2 separate regions of the Homo sapiens genome follow, and region 2 is linked to region 1. Evidence: chromatin loops called from intact Hi-C (ENCODE). Cell type or tissue: natural killer cell. All regions are shown on one strand. Links, peaks and the distances in the headings refer to the core of each region. The heading gives the core; the rest is flanking DNA.

Region 1 (9,256 bases), core at 1,010-9,009:
AAAGAAGTTAATAAGATCACTAAATTTAAAATAAATAAAAATTTGTTCACACATATAGTTAAGATAATAATGATTGCTGTAAAGATACAAAGTAGGGAGTAGAGATATTTTAACATCCAAAGCATATGTAAATATACATATTTTAGTTGTGATCATCCTCAGTGATAATTTATTGTCCAAATGCTTTATGTTATTTTTCCTACCTAGAAGAGGCCAATAAGAATCGCTATTGTTCTAACCCTATACAGGGTAGAATGATATGATAACAAAGTAAATTTGTCTAAAGCAGGAAATTTTTAAAAATTAGAGGATTTTCAAAAAGAATTTTAATATGGATATTAAAAATCTGAATCTTGAGAATAAGGGACAATAGACTCAATTACAATAGAGTGTCAGGTATAATCACCAGTTGTAAACTCCGTCACCACAAAAAAAAAAAAAGAAAAGAAAAGAAAAAAGAAATTGCTACAAGCACCAAAGAACCTCCCATCAAGATGATACAGTTAAGTGCTTATTTTGAAGCATCCCTATGGCAATGATCAATTTCCTTAAAACCATCCACAAAATATTACAGTGTTAAGACACTTCAAAACTGAGATAACCATTTCATGAGACAGAAATGGACCTGAAATAAGCAGGAGGCAGGGTAGATACCACAGAACTGGCAGGGGCACAGGAGGCAGGGTAGATACCACAGACCTGGCAGGGGCAGTGGGAAGTTCCATTCTGCAGAGTAATGGGAGAGATAACCCCTGAGGCCACACTGGGTGGGATGGAGAAGGACTCGCCAGAGGAAAACTTCTGCTAACAGATTGACCTAGGGCACTGGCATGATAGGAAGCTGTAAACACAGGGAGGCAGGAAAACACAAACACAGCCTCAGGAACTGAACAGAGCTGCCCACTGGCTCAGCTAATAGATTAACAATATCTAATTCACTGCAAGACAGATGATCTGAAATTATATTACCTATGTCATCAAATCTAGGATGCCAATAATTGTTAAGGAAGAATATTGCTATGTACCACTAAGAAAAAATATTGCCAGTTAAAATGATATATCCATGAATTATAGATGTATCCCAATCTGAAAGATTTTAAAACATGAAAAAAAGTGAGTCATGGAACTGATAATATGCTCTATGACTTGGCTCTAGACTCCATGGTGAAGGAGTAGAGAGAAGAGAAAGCTGGTTCTCAGTGAGAAGAGGCCATTTTTTAGAAAAAGCAAGATTGGTGGAAGGATTGCATACAAAGGGCAACAGAGGAAAAATTAACACCAAAAAAAATTTTTTTAAAGGAAGAAGCAGCAGCCTACTCAAAATGAGCCTCCAAACCAAAATTCCAAAGTATATGAAGAATTCTAATATTAAGAAAAGTGACCAACAAAGTCAATAACCAGAAAAATAATTTCTGGAACAGTCTATTTGAATTCTAAACAAGTACATTTAAGAAGTTTAAAGAAATAAAAACATCATTTCATTAAAATGAGTAAGAAATTATAATACAGAAAGAGATAATGCTGATAGGAAACCGATATGAAAAAATGATAAACACAAGTAATAGGGCAGAAATAAAGTTTCCGAAAAAAGAAAGCAAAGAGAATAGTAGAAAACCATATTTGAAGAGGGTATACTAGAGACTGCCAAAATTGAGGAAATGATTCCTCAGATGAAAACACCTTTGAGTACAAAGCAAAAAAGATAAATCCACATCTAGACACTATAGTGAAAGCATAAAGTATCAGGGATTTTTTTAAAGTTGTAAAATTTAAAAGTTATCACAAAATCTAATGGCAGATGTCTCATCTACAGAAAATGGAAGAGTGCCTTCAAAATATTCACAGAAAATATCTGTTGACCTAAAATTTCATACTCATGTAAAATAAACTGCCATCCAAGATTCAATGCAAAGTAATTTCTGACATTGAAAAACTAAGTATCAATCAATCAATGAGGGACAGACTCCCACAGTCCCTCATTAAAAGAACTATTAAATGTTTATCACTGGGAGAAAATGCATGGGATACCTGAAACAATAGTGACGCCAGATACTGATTAAAAACAAAAAAGAAAAGAAACACACACACATAGATACATACACTTAACTTCTGATTGAAAAAATATTAATAACCAATTCATTTTATATTAAGAAAACACTGTGAAAGTTGTTCAATGTTTAAACAAAATGTGCTAAGTCTAGGTCACATATGGAAAAAGGATAGAAATACTGAATGACTTTAGAATTTGCTGAAAAATGTTAGAATGAAATCCATGAGAGATACTGTAGATGATATGACCCCAAGCCCCATTCTTAATTTCTTCCTGGCTTCCTTCCAGCTATAGAAGGCTACCTGGCACAGTTCTAGCCAACAACAAAAGCCCCTTGGGTGCTACTCCCAGAAGTCTTTGCTTTTCTGACAAAAAGAAAACTCCTCAGTGAGCACGCCTTTTTTTTTTGTCCATTTGGCCTTTCCCAATTCCCTCCTGCCTAGTAGTACATGGATGTGAGGAAGTGCAGCTGCCAGCCTGCAGCCATAAAGCTATAAGAATGAGGAAAAGCCCCCAAGTTATGGGATGATAAAGCAAAAGATAGAAAAACCTGGGTCCCTGATGGTAGGTCCACCTCTAGGTTTTGTTTCGTGCAAGAAAAATAACTCCTATTTGTTTGTGACTCTCTAATTGGGTTTTCTGCTACTTGCATTGAGTATAACTTTAGTAGTAAAAAGAATTATGAGCAAACTCTAAAAGAAGAGAATTACTGTGTATGATGAATTAAGCAGAAGACAGGAATAGGAAAAAGAAGACACAAAATAAAGGGCTAGCTAGGAGACCTGAAATGTTGCCAACACGTAGAAATGATCAATGCTCGGGTGATGGATACCCTGACTTGATCATTACACATTCTATGCACGTAATAAATATCACATGTATCCCAGACACATGCATAAGCACTGTGTATCAATTACAAAAATAAAATAATTTAAAAAGAAAAAGAATGGCAAGCAAAAAATATAATGTAGTAGAAATAAGTCCAAATACATTAATATTTGCAATAAATGGAACCAATGAATAGGTGCAGAAAAAAAAAATCAACCAAACAACAACAAGAAACAACCCAGCTATTTGCTACTTACCAGAGAAGATGCACAAAAAGGGCTGAAAAAGCAAATGTCTTTAAAAATTTAACCAAAAATGAAACAAAATTAAAAATCAACCAAATAATAACAACAACAAAAAAAAACCCAGCTATTTGCCACTTATCAGAGAGAATGCACAGAAAGGGCTTGAAAAGTAAATGTTTTACAAATTTTAACCAAAAGAAAAACAGGTGAAGAAATGTTAATACTGAAATATTAATAGCAGACAAAACAGAATCTTAAAGGAAAACCATCAGAATTACTAAAGATGGATACCTAACAATATACATAGAAAAATCTATGAGGATGATAGAATAATCATGAACTTGTTTATACTTAGCAGTGCAGCTTCAACATACATAAAGCAAAAACTGACAAGATATAAGGAAAATGTGACGAATCTATTACTATAGTGAGAAGCTGAAAAACCAGGCAAAATATTTAAGCAAAAACATTAATAAATAGTGAAATTAACTTATCTGATTATTTAATAGAATCTTACATTTAATAAATCTGGACTACGAATTCTTTTTAATTATACTTTAAACATTTACAAAACCCCGACCATGTACCAGATCAGAAAGGAAGTCTCAACAAATTTCCAACAATGGTTATCACACAGACCACATCCTCTAGCCATAATGTGGGCAGTTAAATTAGAAACTGACAATAGAAAATATTCTCAAAAGGTATTTGAGAAATTTAATATGCAATCTTAAAAAAATCAGACAGTAAGGAGAAAATGACAATGACAATCACAAAATACTTAGAAATTAATAATGTTGAGAGTACTATATCTCAAAACCTGTAACATGCAGTTAAAGTGACTCTTAGATATATTTTACAGTCATATACGTATTTTCATTATTTTTAATCGATGAATAAAAATTGTATGTATTTATTCAGTACAATGTGATGTTTTGATAAATGGGAAAAATGTGGAATGATTAAACAAGCTAATTAACATATCTATCATCTCACTTGTCTTTTTTTGTGGTGAGACATTTGAAATTTAGTCTTCACAATTTTGAAATATACATTATTAATAACTATAGTCACCATGAGGTACAACACATCAAGAACTTATTTCTCCTAACTGAAACTTTGTACCCCTTGATGGCCATCTCTCCATCACTCCACAAACTCTATTATATGTACTTTCTAAGACAGAAGAAGGAATCAAAATCAATTCAGCCTAAAATAGAGTAAACTAAAGAAAGAGGAGGAGACAGAAAGACAAAGTGGGAGTAGGGCCAGGGGGAGATAGGAGGAAGAAGGGAAAAAGCAAGAGGGTAAAAGGAAGAAAGTAGAAATTAAGCAGAAAATAAGAAAAACAGCAAATATTAACAAAACCAAATTCTGGCTCACCAGAAAAACTAAGCAGGCAAACGTCTAGCACAAATAAACAATATTGGATAAAAAGGAGGATAATGTTAAATACAGAGTTTTATTTAATTAAAAGAGAAAACTATAACTCAATTCTATGTCAATATATCTAAAAACAGATGAAATAACTTTTTCTAGAAAAATATTAATAACAGACTCAAAAGCATTATATTGTATACAAACCAATAAGCATTAAAGAAACTTATAATAATATAAATATAATAATGATATTATAACAGTAATATAAATAATAATAATCTTAAATAATCAAAAAGCTTTATTTCCATCCTCCGCCCTAGAACCACAGGCCCAGGCAGTTTCACGAGAGAGTTTTATGAAGTCTTCAAAAAATGGATAATTACAAACTATTACAGAATACTTTTAAAGGGGTGATCCATCATTTAACGAGATTAGTAACAAAGTCAACAACAACAAAAAAAGAAAGCTCATTCATAAAAAGTTTCAATAATGCTAAATTATACTGTCAAAGCAAAGCAGAGTTTATCCCAGGAATTGTAAGATCAACACATCTACTAAATGCCGTATTGAGATATTAAAGGATAAAATACGATCATCTCAATAAATGCTCTTAAAAAGTCTTCAAGTCCAGGTGTGGTGGCTCATTCCTGTAATCCCAGAACTTTGGGAGGCCAAAGCAGGAGGATCACTTGAGGCCAAAGGTTTGAGACCAGTCTGGGTAACACAGTAAGACCCTGACTCAAAAAAAAAAAAAAAAAAAAAAGGCAACTATAAAAAAAACACTTCAGTAAAGTTTAACACTCATTTTCAAGACAACATAGTTGCAAAGTAGACCAGTAGGAAACATTTTTCATCTAAAATGTGTTATGTATCAAAGCCTGACGCAGACATTGCTCTTAATAGTAAGGCTTTAAAATTATTTCCATTAAAGTCAGGCACAAGACAGGAATAACCACTACATCTTCTATTCACATTGCATTGGTCCTAGGCAATGCAATAATTCAAGAAATAGAAAATGGATATATAAGAATTGAATGTTCATGCATTTAAAAGGGCTGAAAAAAAAGAACTTAATGAAAGAGACAAAAGTTACCTTATCTGTAGATGTTGACTATACATAAAATATTCAAAAGAATCTTGGAAAAACTATTAAAATATGGGAGTTCGATATGGTTGGTGGTTTCAACATCAATCTAAAAAATGAATAATTGTCCTAAATCCTGTGATAATCTATTATAAAATGTAATAGAATAAAATATCCAATTTATAGTAGCAACAACGAAAAAAATGCCTGGAAACAGACCTAATAAAAAATCTTATTTAAGGCCTCTATGGACCTAGTTCAAAGACAAGACTCAGAATCATAAGACTGCAATGCTCCCCAATTAATCTACGAACTCAATATTACTTAAATCAAAATCCCAAATGTTTAAGGAAGATCAAAGGTCACAGAGTAGCCAAGGCAATGTTGAAAAAGAAAAAAGTAGAAAGATTTGTTCTGCTAGATGAAAAGACATACCACCAGGGGCAGTGGCTCACACTTGCAATCACAGCACTGTGGGAGGCCAAGGCAGGAGGACTGCTTGAGGCCAGGAGTTTGAGACCAGCCTGGCCAACATAGCAAGACCCCATCTCTTAAAAAAAAAAGACTTGTGATAATGTTACAGTAATCAAAACAGTTGGTATTAGCATAGAAAGAGACAAATGATAATGTGTACATAAAAAATATGTCTATTTAGAATCATACTATATGACAGAGGAACATTACACTTCAACGGGGAAAGGATAAGCTGTTCTGAGATAACTAATTATCCATTGGGAAGTAAAAACTATACCAGATGAATTAAAGAACTAAATATTTTCAAAAACCTAAAATTTTTGAAGAATATATTAGATACATTTTGGTTGGAAAGATACTTTCAAGCAGACCTAAAAAGTACAAACCATAAAAGACTGATATATCAGTCCATATTAGAATTTAAAACTTCTTTTCAACAAAGACACTGGAGACAAAGTAAAAAGACAAGTCACAGATTAGTATTTATAACAAATATAAATGACAAAAGATCACTATATAGATAGCAGTTATGTCAAAAGATAACAACAAACAGTCCTGCAGAAAAATGAGTAAAAGATATGAACCAGGTATCAACAAAAGAAATAAAAATAAACAGTAAGATATCACTTCACACCCATAAGATTGGAAAAAGTAAAAATTCTAGCAATACCAAGAATTCCCAAAGATATGAAGAAAAGGAAATTCTCATATGGCTGGTGGGAGGGGAAACTGACGCAACTACTGTGGAGAGTAATTTACACTGTCCAGTGAGGCTGAGGCTGAGCCTGAGTCATGTTCTGTAGTTCTGCAATCCCACTCCAGGACACATCCCCTACAGCAGCCAGTATTTCTGTGCACCTTCTCCCTATTCACACACCCAAGAACATTCATCACAAACTGTTGGGAATAGCACAAAATTAGGGAAAACTTAAACATTCAGCAGAAACGGGTAAATAAATGGCATAGAGTTATAAAAAGGAAAACTATGTAGCAGATCCTTCACTAAAGCTACATGTATCCACAGCCAACATAACAATGAGTAGTAAAAGCAGACTGCCTAATACTATGCACAGCATGTACCATTTATACTAACTTTGAAAATGTGCAAATCAATACCAAATGTTGTTTATGAGCACATTTGCTTGTAGAAAAGGCAGGAAAATGTATATAGAAATAAAACATACCAAATTCAGGAAAACTGTTACTTCTGGGGTAAGTGAGGAGTTTATAGGTTGAGGAGACATACACGGGTATTAAAATATATTTACAATTTTTTAACCCAATGATACCAGTAGATACTATTACGTTGAACAATGAGTTCTTGAATTCTTTTGAAATAATTATGCCTCATAGTTTCCATAAACATGATAAATATTATTCAATATGTATCAAATTATTACATAACACATAAGTTTAAAGATTTAATAAGAGAATCACTTTTGGAATTAAAAAAGAAAGTAATCTTCAGATGTAAAAGATGCACCATGCTTTGGGGAAAAGTGATAAGCATAATTGCTAAAAAGATGGTTAGGTTCTGGAACTTGAACATTCTCTAGTTGTGCAGACAGCAAAATTGAGTTGAAATGGGGGAAACCTGAGATGACTTTAATGCTTCTCCACACTGGTTCATGGAGAAGACAAAGGAGCAAGGTCCGAAAGCTCTGAAGAACGTTAGAGCTGAGAATCATGAATATGATTACTTGGCTGCACAAAGTAAGAATATGAGAAAAAAACAGGGGAGTTGAGGGAGAAATAGGAGAAAATATAAAGGCATTAATTTCTTCATTTCCTTTAAGAAGAGTTGATGGGTATTATGTTTGGCAAAATGTGATGAAATGTTTAAACTGCGAAATAAGTACAAGGGTGTTCCTTATGCGATTAGCCATTTTATTAAGTATTTAAAACACAAATTATTTTAAAGAATTACATCTGCAAGTGACAAAGCAAGACAAGAGGCAAGTACCAAAGTGTGTAACAACCTGTGTTTTTTTTTAAAGTGGAGCCTACTGACAGCAACGTGACAAAACCACTCTCTTGTTTGCTTTCTCCTGGACTATCCTGAATGGGGAAGAGAGGGGTGGAATTACAAGTAGCTTGCTTCAATTTTGCATAACCCTGGATACCCCCCTGTGAGGGTGTGAGGCATGTGAAAGCCATCTGTGTTGTAGCAGAAAACAAGTTGAGAGCTACTGAATCAGAGCATTCACATCAAAGAATGAATGCAAACTGGCTCTCACCACCAGAAGCCATGTTCACAGGGAGAAGGAGAATGGACAGAGACTCTCAAATAAACCACAAAACAATGGTGAAAAAAACACTGTAAGTCACTATATGGCCAATAATTTCAAACTGCAGACCTACCAAATCTTTTCAACCTCTATTAACTAACAGCAACACAGATGGGTTGGGTTTCAAGTCTCTCCATTCTTTCTGGATCCTCTGGAAAAGGCACAAAGAAATAAAATGCCAAAACAATAGGTTACCCAAAAAAAGAGCAGGAAGTAGAGTCAGGAAAATTCACAAACTAACTGAGTGACCAGTCTCAATGTGAGGTCAGAAGGTTCTATGAGACTGTGAATCTTAATCTAAAGCAGGGGGTGGGAGGGGATGACTTATTTTTAACCCACATTTCACACTATAGAAAGATGTTACAGGAAGACACACGGACCCAAATTAAGCTGAACATCTTTGTTACCACTGCTCTAAGCCACTGAGGAGACAGAACCAGCATGAAGGAGGATTCTGGGACAGACCCGGAAATGGAATATTTTAATTATTATATTTTATTCATAAACAAAATGATATTATAAATACTCATAAAGAATTTTATACATGGACTTATCCAAAGTTAGTTTTAGTCTAAAAAAAAAAGAAATTTCCACTACTTTAAATACTAAAAATATCTCCTTTTGAAACATGTTCTTTAGGTTTGCATGATAGGGATTCTTTTTTAAGGCCTTTCATGGTGATAGAGTTTTTCCAAGGTGTGTCATTCATAATCCATACAGGTGATTCATCATGGCCTCCTTAGAATTAGATATTAACACTAAGAACTTTTTTGGCCCTTCCCTGTTTTTACCTATGAAAGATGTATGGGTGGGGTAGAGTTAAGTGCAGAAGAAAATTTAAATCAGAGACCAGATTTAAACATTTGCATGTGTTAAAACACCTTCAGAAGATAACTCGGTAATTCTT
Region 2 (9,256 bases), core at 1,043-9,042, 47 kb after region 1:
CGAACTCCTGACCTCATGATTCACCCGCCTCGGCCTCCCAAAGTGCTGGGATTACAGTCATGAGTCACCGTGCCTGGCCAATCTATTTTATTTAACCTGATATAGCCAACATGTTAGCATTTCAACATGTGAGCTATATAAAAATGTTTACATGCTTGTTGTTTTAACCAAGACTTTGAAATTGGTTATATTTCTAGGACATCTCAATTTGGACTGGTCATGTGTCAGGTGCTCAATAGACACTTGTAGGTAGCCACCATTATGGACAGCGCAGTTTGAGAGCCTTTTTTTAAACAAGAAAAACACGGCCAGGCGCGGTGGTTCACACCTGTAATCCCAACACTTTGGGAGGCCAACGCACGTGGATCACTTGGGGTCAAAGTTCGAGACCAGCCTGGCCAACATGGTGAAACCCCATCTCTACTAAAAATACAAAAGTTAGGCAGGCATGGTGGTGGGCGCCTGTAATCCCAGCTACTCGCAAGGCTGAGGCAGGAGAATCGCCTGAACCTGGCAGGCGCAAATTGCAGTGAGCCGAGATTACGCTACTGCACTCCAGCCTGGGTGACAGAGTGATACTCTGTCTCAAAAAAATAAATAAGAAGGGCACTTATTTCTGTATCCTGAATATTTTATTTCTAAAATAAGAGTAATAATACCTAACTCAAAATTATTGAAAGGACTAAATAAAATGACATACAAAAACACTAGGCCTGCCGGGCACGGTGGCTCACGCCTGTAATCCCAGCACTTTGGGAGGCCGAGGCAGGCGGATCAAGAGGTCAGGAGATCGAGACCATCCTGGCTAACACGGTGAAACCCCGTCTCTACTAAAAACCCAAAAAAATTACCCGGGCGTAGTGGCGGGCGCCTGTAGTCCCAGCTACTCAGGAGGCTGAGGCAGGAGAATGGCGTGAACCCGGGAGGCGGAGCTTGCAGTGAGCCGAGATCGCACCATTGTCCTCCAGCCTGGGCGACAGAGCGAGACTCCGTCTCAAAACAAACAAAAAAACCACTAGGCCTTCGATGAGTATTGATAATTATTATTACTCAGTCAACAGTGATTTTTTAGAAATTGGTACCCTTTGGTTTTAATTTTTAATGTTTTAATGTTTGCCTCCTATGTGATGAGATCCTAATTTTTTAAATGGACAAAAATATCTTTATCCAAACCCTAAGTCATGTTAAGTATTCATTTCCATTCTCTAAATAACATAATGCACATGACTTAGAAAAATATTTAATGAAGTTTATCTTAGCAAGCCCATTTAGACGCAAGTGTAAGTGGAAAAAAAGTAAGTTCCTGGGAAATCAGGCACATGTTTAAAAACAATGTATATAAAGGTTGTCCTGAAAACTTTATATGAATTTTTTAAAATTACATTATTTTTGTCTAATAAACATAAAATCAGTCACCTTAAATACATTAAATCAGGCTTGAATAATCTTGCTAAGAATTAAGGAAGTCCCTAAATGAGGGTACTTAAAAAGAATACTCAAGTGCATCAGCTAGACATGGAACCAGGAAAAAGGGGACAGTTTTGTCAATAAGTAACCATCACAGGTAAAAAAAATGTGTGATCCAATTATTTTTTAATTACACACCAGTTTTCCCATATGTACTTTTTTTCCTGAAGGACAGATAGACCACGTGGAAGGCCAAGGCAAGGCTTTCACATCATATCTGCCTTGGATAGATCATAAATGAGCCATATTACAGTGAGGTTACTGTGATGGCTAATATTACTAATACAGTTACATTTTCACATTTTCAACTCACAATAAGGTTTTGTTTTTGTGGGTTTTTTTTTTTACTTTTATCAATAAAACAAGAACAGCTACATTTACGATGTAGATTCTGAATTTTTCAAAGAGTATCATCAAAGTCCAATATCAAAAAAATGATCTCTAGGGATCTGGAACTGAAAAGCATGTATTTTTTATATAAAATAATATGGTCTGACAATGTAAAATAGGCTACCTGGGAAGAATGAAATCTATATTCTGAATATTTTAGTCTGTTTTTAATATCATAACACACTCTGCCTCAAGTTATGTAACTTTTTCACTTGTTTCCACAATGTTTGGAAATTCAAAAAGTCACAATTTTAGGGCTAAAATAGATCTTACAGACCCTCTACTCCCAGCCTTGCCATCTATTCCCCTAATGAGAACTTATGGGACCAGGCCAGCATCTCACAGCTGATGGCCTAACCAAGCGCTAGATAGAGTCTTGTCAGGTCCACTGAGGGCAAACTAGCACCATCTGTCACCTGTAGAATTGCCAAAGTCAGTGACTAATTGGGCTGTCAGGGTAGGTGTGACCTTCTTCCCTCTGCCTCACGCCAAGGTCCAAGTTCCCAACACAGAGTATGACCTCAAATGAAGCTACATGTGTAGTGGTCCTCTCCTGTTAATCAAAGAAAGAAAGAAACTCTATAGTTAATGAAAATGAAGTTTGAATTAATTTATCACTATGCTACATAATATGGCACCCTTCATAGACAAAATATAAATAAATGAATTCTACCAAGATAAAGCCCATAACACATCTGGAAAGTCGGTTGCATAGACCTTGAGCTTGCATATTTGCTAAAGTCATTTCAGATAAAGAAACCATCTTTTCTTTGGTTTATGACAGCACTAGGCATGTGCTGGGGATGAATTAAACGGTGAATTGAAATCTGAAATGAACTGAGCCAATCTGCTAAGTTCCAAATATGGTAAAATCATACTTATCCATGGTGGAAGGAGTACACACTCATATGTGAGCAGCCCTCAGAGCAATGCCTAACACTAGAGGGTACTCAAGAAAAGCCTGCTGGGTGAAAAAAATGTTCCAGATAATTGGTGCTGAGTCACTTATGCATATAACCTTTTTATTTTTTTTCTGTTTTTAGGGAAATTTTCCAAAAATATACTGAATCTTTATTAATGTTCATAAAAATACCATATATTGAATATTTATCTGATATTCCCAATTAAAGTTATCATCACACTGAGCAATAAACACATCACTGCCCCTGTGAGCTGCTAGCTCCTACTCAAAGCTGCTCAACAGTAGGCCAGCGGGGTCGTCTGCCTGCTCTCGCAGGTGATCCCAGAGCTGTCAGAGTGCCTGAGTCCCTTTCTTAACTCCATTCTTAATCTTAATCAGATGGGCCTAGAAAACTAAGAGACTAAGGCTAATGTGATGTTTTCCAAGCCACTCTTACATGGATTTGCATGGACTTCAGTGTGCGAAGGCTTTGAGCCATCTGTTTTACATAATAAAATGACTATTACCTCTACTTCAGGATTAGGGTTTCTATAATGATGAAATCACCGGGTCATGGTACAGTGCAAAGTGTCCCTTGGATTTAAGCCTCAGCATTTAATTCTTCCCACCTCAAAAAAACAGTGGAGTTGGAAAGGTTGACCACTATAGTCTATTCCATTTCTAAACCTCTAGAATCCAAAAATCAACAGTAGTTCAGGGTTCAAATAATGCCAGTATACAAATTCTTCCAGAGAAAAGAGTAAGAAGGAAATCATCCCACCGCTCATTTTATGGAGTACTGATAGCAAAACCAGACAAAGGCAGTAAAAGAATGAAAAATCAGTCAATTCTATGAGTGAACATAGAAGCAATAATCTAAAAGCAATTTTAATCTAGCAAACCTACTTAAAAACAAACAAACATCAGAATCAAGTGAGGTATCTGAGGAGTGCAAGGTTAGCTAAACACTACAGAAATCATCACATTAAAAAACTGAAGTAGAGGCCGGGTTCAGTGGCTCACACCTGTAATCTCAGGACTTTGGGAGGCTGAGGCAGGAGGACTGCTTGAGCCCAGGAGTTCGAGACCAGCCTAGGCAACAAAGTGAGACCCTATCTCTAAAAAAAAAAAAAAAAAAAAATCAGCCAGGTGTGGAGCCCCCACCTGTGGTCCCAGCTACATGGGAAACTGAGGCAGGAGGATCACTTGAGCCCAGGAGTTCAAGGCTGCAGTGAGCCATGTTTATGCCACTGCACTCCAGCCTGGGTGACAGAGACCCTGTCTCAAAACACAAAAACAAAAACTAAAGAAGAAAAAAGGCACATAAACATTTCAGTAGAAGCAGAAAAAAATAAAAAGGTAACATTAGAAATCTATGAATACAAAGGAATTTCTTAATCTAAAAAAAGCATCTACAAAAATGTAACAAAATGCTTAATGATGAACCAGTAGAAACAACTTCTTTGCAACAAGTAGAAAATGTAGAACTTAAAATATCATTTAAACTAGCATCCCACAAATAAAAAGTATCTAGGAATAAAATGAAAAAAATATATACGAGACATCCTCTGACTGATCTACTAATTTAATGCAACTCCAAACACAAACTTGAACAGGGAAACTGAGAAAGACTAAAAAAGATCAAGACACTTCTAGAAAAGGAAGAAAAAAACAAAAGATGGGGCTTGCAAAACTGCTACAATGCAAGGTAAAAAAACTAACGTACTGGCAAACGGGCAGACAAACAGGCAGAGGGGGCAGACTCCACACACCAGAAACCAATGCATGCATTTATGAAACTGATGCATGCTGGGAGCAGCACTGTGAAATTAGTGTGAAATGAAGAGATGACTCATTCAATAAACTGTGGTCAAACAACTGCTCATATCTATTTGAGAAAAAATTAAATTGGACTCGATCTCATACAAGACTCAAAAATCAATTACAGATGGGTTAAAAACTCAAAGGTGTGAAACTAAAACCTTTCAGAGGATATTTTTATGAACTCAAAATCATAAAGGAGTTTTTTAACTAGACAGAGAAAATGTAAACCATAAAGAAAAAGAATGACAGCTTTGGCCATATTGAAATTAAAACTTTTCTAAGAAAACTGGGAGAAAAATATTTGCAATCCATATCTAACAAAGGATTTCTATCTAGAATACATAGTCTCAAAATTCAATAGTAAAAAGCAACAGTCCAATCAGAAAATGGGCAAATGACAAACAGATATCTCACCAAGAAGGATATACAGATGGTAAAAAAGCATATGAAAAGATATTCAACATCATTAGCCATGGGAAAATGTAAAATAAAACCACAATGAGATATCACTACATATCTACCAGAAAGACAAATAAAAAACAATAACACCAAATGCTGGTGAGGGTGCAGAGAAAATAGATCTCTCATATATCACTGGTGGGACTGTAAAAGTGGTACAGCCACTCAGGAAAAGTGACTGGAAGTTTCTTATCAATCTAAACAACCCAAAAATTGCTCTCCTCAGAATTTATCCCAGAGAAATGAGAACTTAGGCTCACGTAAAAACTTGTTCAAAAATGTTCATAGTAACTTTTTTTTTTTTTTTTTTTTTGAGACAGAGTCGCACTCTGTTGCCCAGGCTGTAGTGCAGTGGCCCAATTTCGGCTCACTGCAACCTCTGCCCTCCGAGTTCAAGTGATTCTCTTGCCTCAGCCTCCCAAGTAGCTGGGATTACAGGTGCCTGCCACCACACCTGGCTAATTTTTATGTTTTTAATAGAGACGGGGTTTCACCATCATGGCCAGGCTGGGCTTGAACTCCTGACCTTGTGATCCACCCACCTCAGCCTCCCAAAGTGCTGGGATTACAGGTATGAGCCACCGCATCCGGCCATCATAGTAACTTTATTCTTAACAGCCACAAACTGGAAACAACCCAGACATCCTTCAACGTGTGAATGGTTAAACAAACTGCAGTACCTTTATACCCTGGCATATTACTCAGGCAGAGGGAATAAACTATTGATACATGCAACTTGGATGGATTTTAAGGAAATAGGCTGAGTTAAAAAAAAAAAAAAAAAAAAAAAAGCAATCTCAGCCAGGCACAGTGGCTCATGGCTGTAATCCCAGCAGTTTCAGAGGCCAAGTAGGGCAGATCACCTGAGGTCAGGAGTTCAAGACCAGCCTGGCTAACATGGTGAAACCCTGTTTCTACTAAAAATACAAAAAATTAGCCGGGCTTAGTGGCATGTGCCTGTAGTCCCAGCTACTCAGGAGGCCGAGGCGGGAGAATCGCTTGAACTCAGGAGGCGGAGGTTGCAGTGAGCCGAGATCACGCCACTGCACTCCAGCCTGAGTGACAGAGTGAGACTCCATCTCAAAAAAAAAAAAAAAGGGCAATCTCATCGGCTGGGCATGGTGGCTCACATCTGTAATCCCAGCACTTTGGGAGGCTGAGGCGGGCGGATCATGAGGTCAGGAGTTCAAGACCAGCATGGCCAACATGGTGAAACTCCATCTCTACTAAAAATTAAAAAAATTAGCCAGGCGTCTTGGTGCACACCTGTAATCCCAGCTACTAGGGAGGCTGAGGCAGGAGAATTGCTTGAACCTAGGAGGTGGAGTTTGCAGTGAGCCAAGATCGCGCCATTGCACTCCAGCCTGGGCAACAAGAGCAAAACTCCATCTCAAAAAAAAAAAAAAAAAAAAAGAAAGAAAAAAGAAAAAGCAATCCAACAGAAAAATGGGGAGAGGTGGTCCCCAGAGTAAGGTGCCCCTGCCTCCCAACAAAGTCTCTGCAGGTCTGGCAAGGCAGTAGGGGGTGGAAGGAGAGCTTCTCATCCCTTCTGTTATTTAGGCCTTGACAACCACTGTGCAACATCCAACCATGAGACTTGTATATCCTCTGGGAGCTGAGGGGCATGTCCCTCACTATTCTTTTACAAAACCCAATTAGTTGTGATATCTAAACACAGAAGAATTGACGGAGAATCTGTGGGGAACACATGTTCTCTTCCCTTACTACATGCACACAGCCTGTTATCTGGGATGGAACAGATGACAGTCATGGATGGGCCCATCCGCCTCCCACGAGAAGGAAAAATCACAACATGGTGCTATGGTCTACATGTTGGTATCCCCCCAAATTTATATGTTGGAACCTAATGCCCAGTGTAATAGTATTAACGGTGGGGACTTTGGAAAGTGATAAATAATGAGGGCTCCATCCTCATGAATGGGACCAGTGCCCTTATTTTAAAAAAGGCTCAAACAAGCTCCCCAGCCTCTCTACCTTATGTGAGGGTACAGCAAGAAGGTATCATCTTCGAAGCAGAAAGCAAGTCCAGGCCAGGCGCGGTGGCTCATGTCTGTAATCCCAGCACTTTGGGAGGCTGAGGCGGGCGGATCACGAGGTCAGGAGTTCGAGACCAGCGTGAACAACATGGTGAAACCCCACCTCTACTAAAAATACAAAAATTAGCTGAGCATGGTGGCACACACCTGTAATCCCAGCTACTCAGGAGGCTGAGGCAGGAGAATCACTTGAACCCGGGAGGCAGAGGTTGCAGTGAGCTGAGATTGTGCCACTGCAATCCAGCCTGGGTGACAGAGCGAGACTCCAGCTCAAAAAAAAAGAAAGAAAGAAACCCCTCACCAGACAGTGAATCTGCTGGTGCCTTGATCTTAAACGTCCCATTCTCCAGAACTGTGAGCAATAAATTCCTATTGTTTATAAATTACTCAGTCTAAGGTATTTTGTTATGGCAGCACAGGCAGACTAAAACACATGGTGATGCCAGCAGCTCCAGACCCCTACAACTACAGCCTCTTAAAGTACCTCTAATCTCTATCCTTGTACTTCCCCATCCCCAAACCCAACATTAGAGGTATCTGAGCATAAGTCCCCTATTCAAAACTCTTCACTGGGATTTCCCACAGCATCAGAAGCCCTTTTGTCAATGCTTGTATTAGTCTGTTCTTGCAATGCTATAAAGAACTACCTGAGACTGGGTAATTTATAAAGAAAAGTGGTTTAACTGGCTCGCAGTTCTCCAGGCTCTACAGGAAGCATGGCTGGGGAGGCCTCAGGAGACTTACAATCATGGTGGAAGGCAAAAGGAGGCAGGCACATCCTACATGACTGGAGCAGGAGGAAGAGAGAGAAGAGAGAGGTACTATACACTTTTAAACAACCAGAGCTTGAGAGAACTCACTATCCTGAGAACAGCAAGTGGGAAATCTGCCCCCATGAACAATCACCTTCAACCAGGCCCCTCCTCCAACACTGGGGGTTACAATTCAACATGAGATTTGCTCAGGAACACAAATCCGAACAATATCAGTGCCCCTGCCCAAACCTCCATCTTATGGCACAGGCAACTTCACACCTGTAATGCCACCACATAACCAACTCCTGGCACATGTCCTTGAACATGCAGCTCCAGCTCTCCCTGCCTTCACCCATGCATGCCGCACTGTGGAATGTCCTCTCCTAAAGCGAGTTGAGTTATCCTCTGAGACCCAACTCAGATGCCACCTGTTTCTTGGAGCCTTCTATGAACCAAGTGAATTGCTCCTTCTCTGGGACACACCTGAACCACCTCTACTCTCACGCTTAGCCCACTGAATTATAACTAACTCTGGTCCTCTCCCTGACTATAAGATTCCCAGGGACAGGGTCCATTCATCTCCTCTTTAATATTTGGGGTGTGGCACTGTTATGCATTAAAAGTTTGCTGACTTGGGTCCATTGATGTTACTAAATCAGAATGTGGTTTTTTGTTTTTGTTTTTGTTTTTTTTTAGATTTATACCTATTTATCCAACGTATCTTTACTGTCCCTAAATTCCAAATTCCACAGTAAGCCTTCCAAAAAAGAGGTCAAGCACTCTGGACCTATTTCACCAAATAAATAATACTTCAGTTATATATAATCATACAGCCAAAGCTGAGAGTTGTAATTCATATAAACACATACCCAGAAGATCCTAGTGTTTCATATTGAAAATAATGGGCAACAGATTAGAGGTGTGGTTGAAGTTTATACCACAAAGATGATGTTTTTGGTGCATAAATTTCTTTGTCTTTAAAATACTGGCATTTTAACATTCATTTAAATGGAAAAGATATTATTAGCTTCTATCTTAATTAAGTTTTAAATCAAGGAACATCCTGAGGCTTTTCTAAATTTTTTTTACTGATCATTAAAAAGCAAGTGTGCACACACGCACACAAAAAGCAACAATGCATCTTCAATGATTATTTTCCTAGGCCCTCAAAGTTGCTTTCAGCAGGATGCAACAAGCTCAGTGACCAGGTTTACAGAATAAATGTTAAAAAGCCTTTGCTACCAGAGCTGGCAATTCAAGTCTAAATTCAGTGGCATTTTTATTTTGTTGCCTGTTTTTAAGAAGTGTAGGACAACCCAAAAAGATCAATTTTCCAAATATCTGAAAGTATATAATTTACATAAGTATGCTAAGTTAGAGTATATTATAACTTACAAATGATG

Evidence for each region. Peaks named below come from ENCODE experiments on the same cell type or tissue, not always from the same donor. Only the 100,000 strongest peaks of a DNase experiment are listed, where the experiment ranks them.
Region 2: a loop joins it to region 1, with 2.2 times the contacts of the local background. A loop is called at or near these places in 12 of 110 quality-filtered maps.

What each region holds. Positions count from the first base shown.
Region 1 is chr20:10,489,870-10,499,125 of GRCh38, reverse strand. All of the region lies in intron 2 of SLX4IP (SLX4 interacting protein), which reads right to left. Among named protein-coding and RNA genes, the nearest start is that of SLX4IP, 59 kb to the right of the region's middle. In natural killer cell, for the core only: no CTCF peak of the experiment used is centred there; no DNase peak of the experiment used is centred there; H3K27ac peaks cover 734 bases.
Region 2 is chr20:10,442,510-10,451,765 of GRCh38, reverse strand. The region is part of intron 1 of SLX4IP (SLX4 interacting protein); the gene reads right to left. Among named protein-coding and RNA genes, the nearest start is that of SLX4IP, 12 kb to the right of the region's middle. In natural killer cell, for the core only: no CTCF peak of the experiment used is centred there; a DNase peak (open chromatin) is centred at 4,545; H3K4me3 peaks cover 327 bases.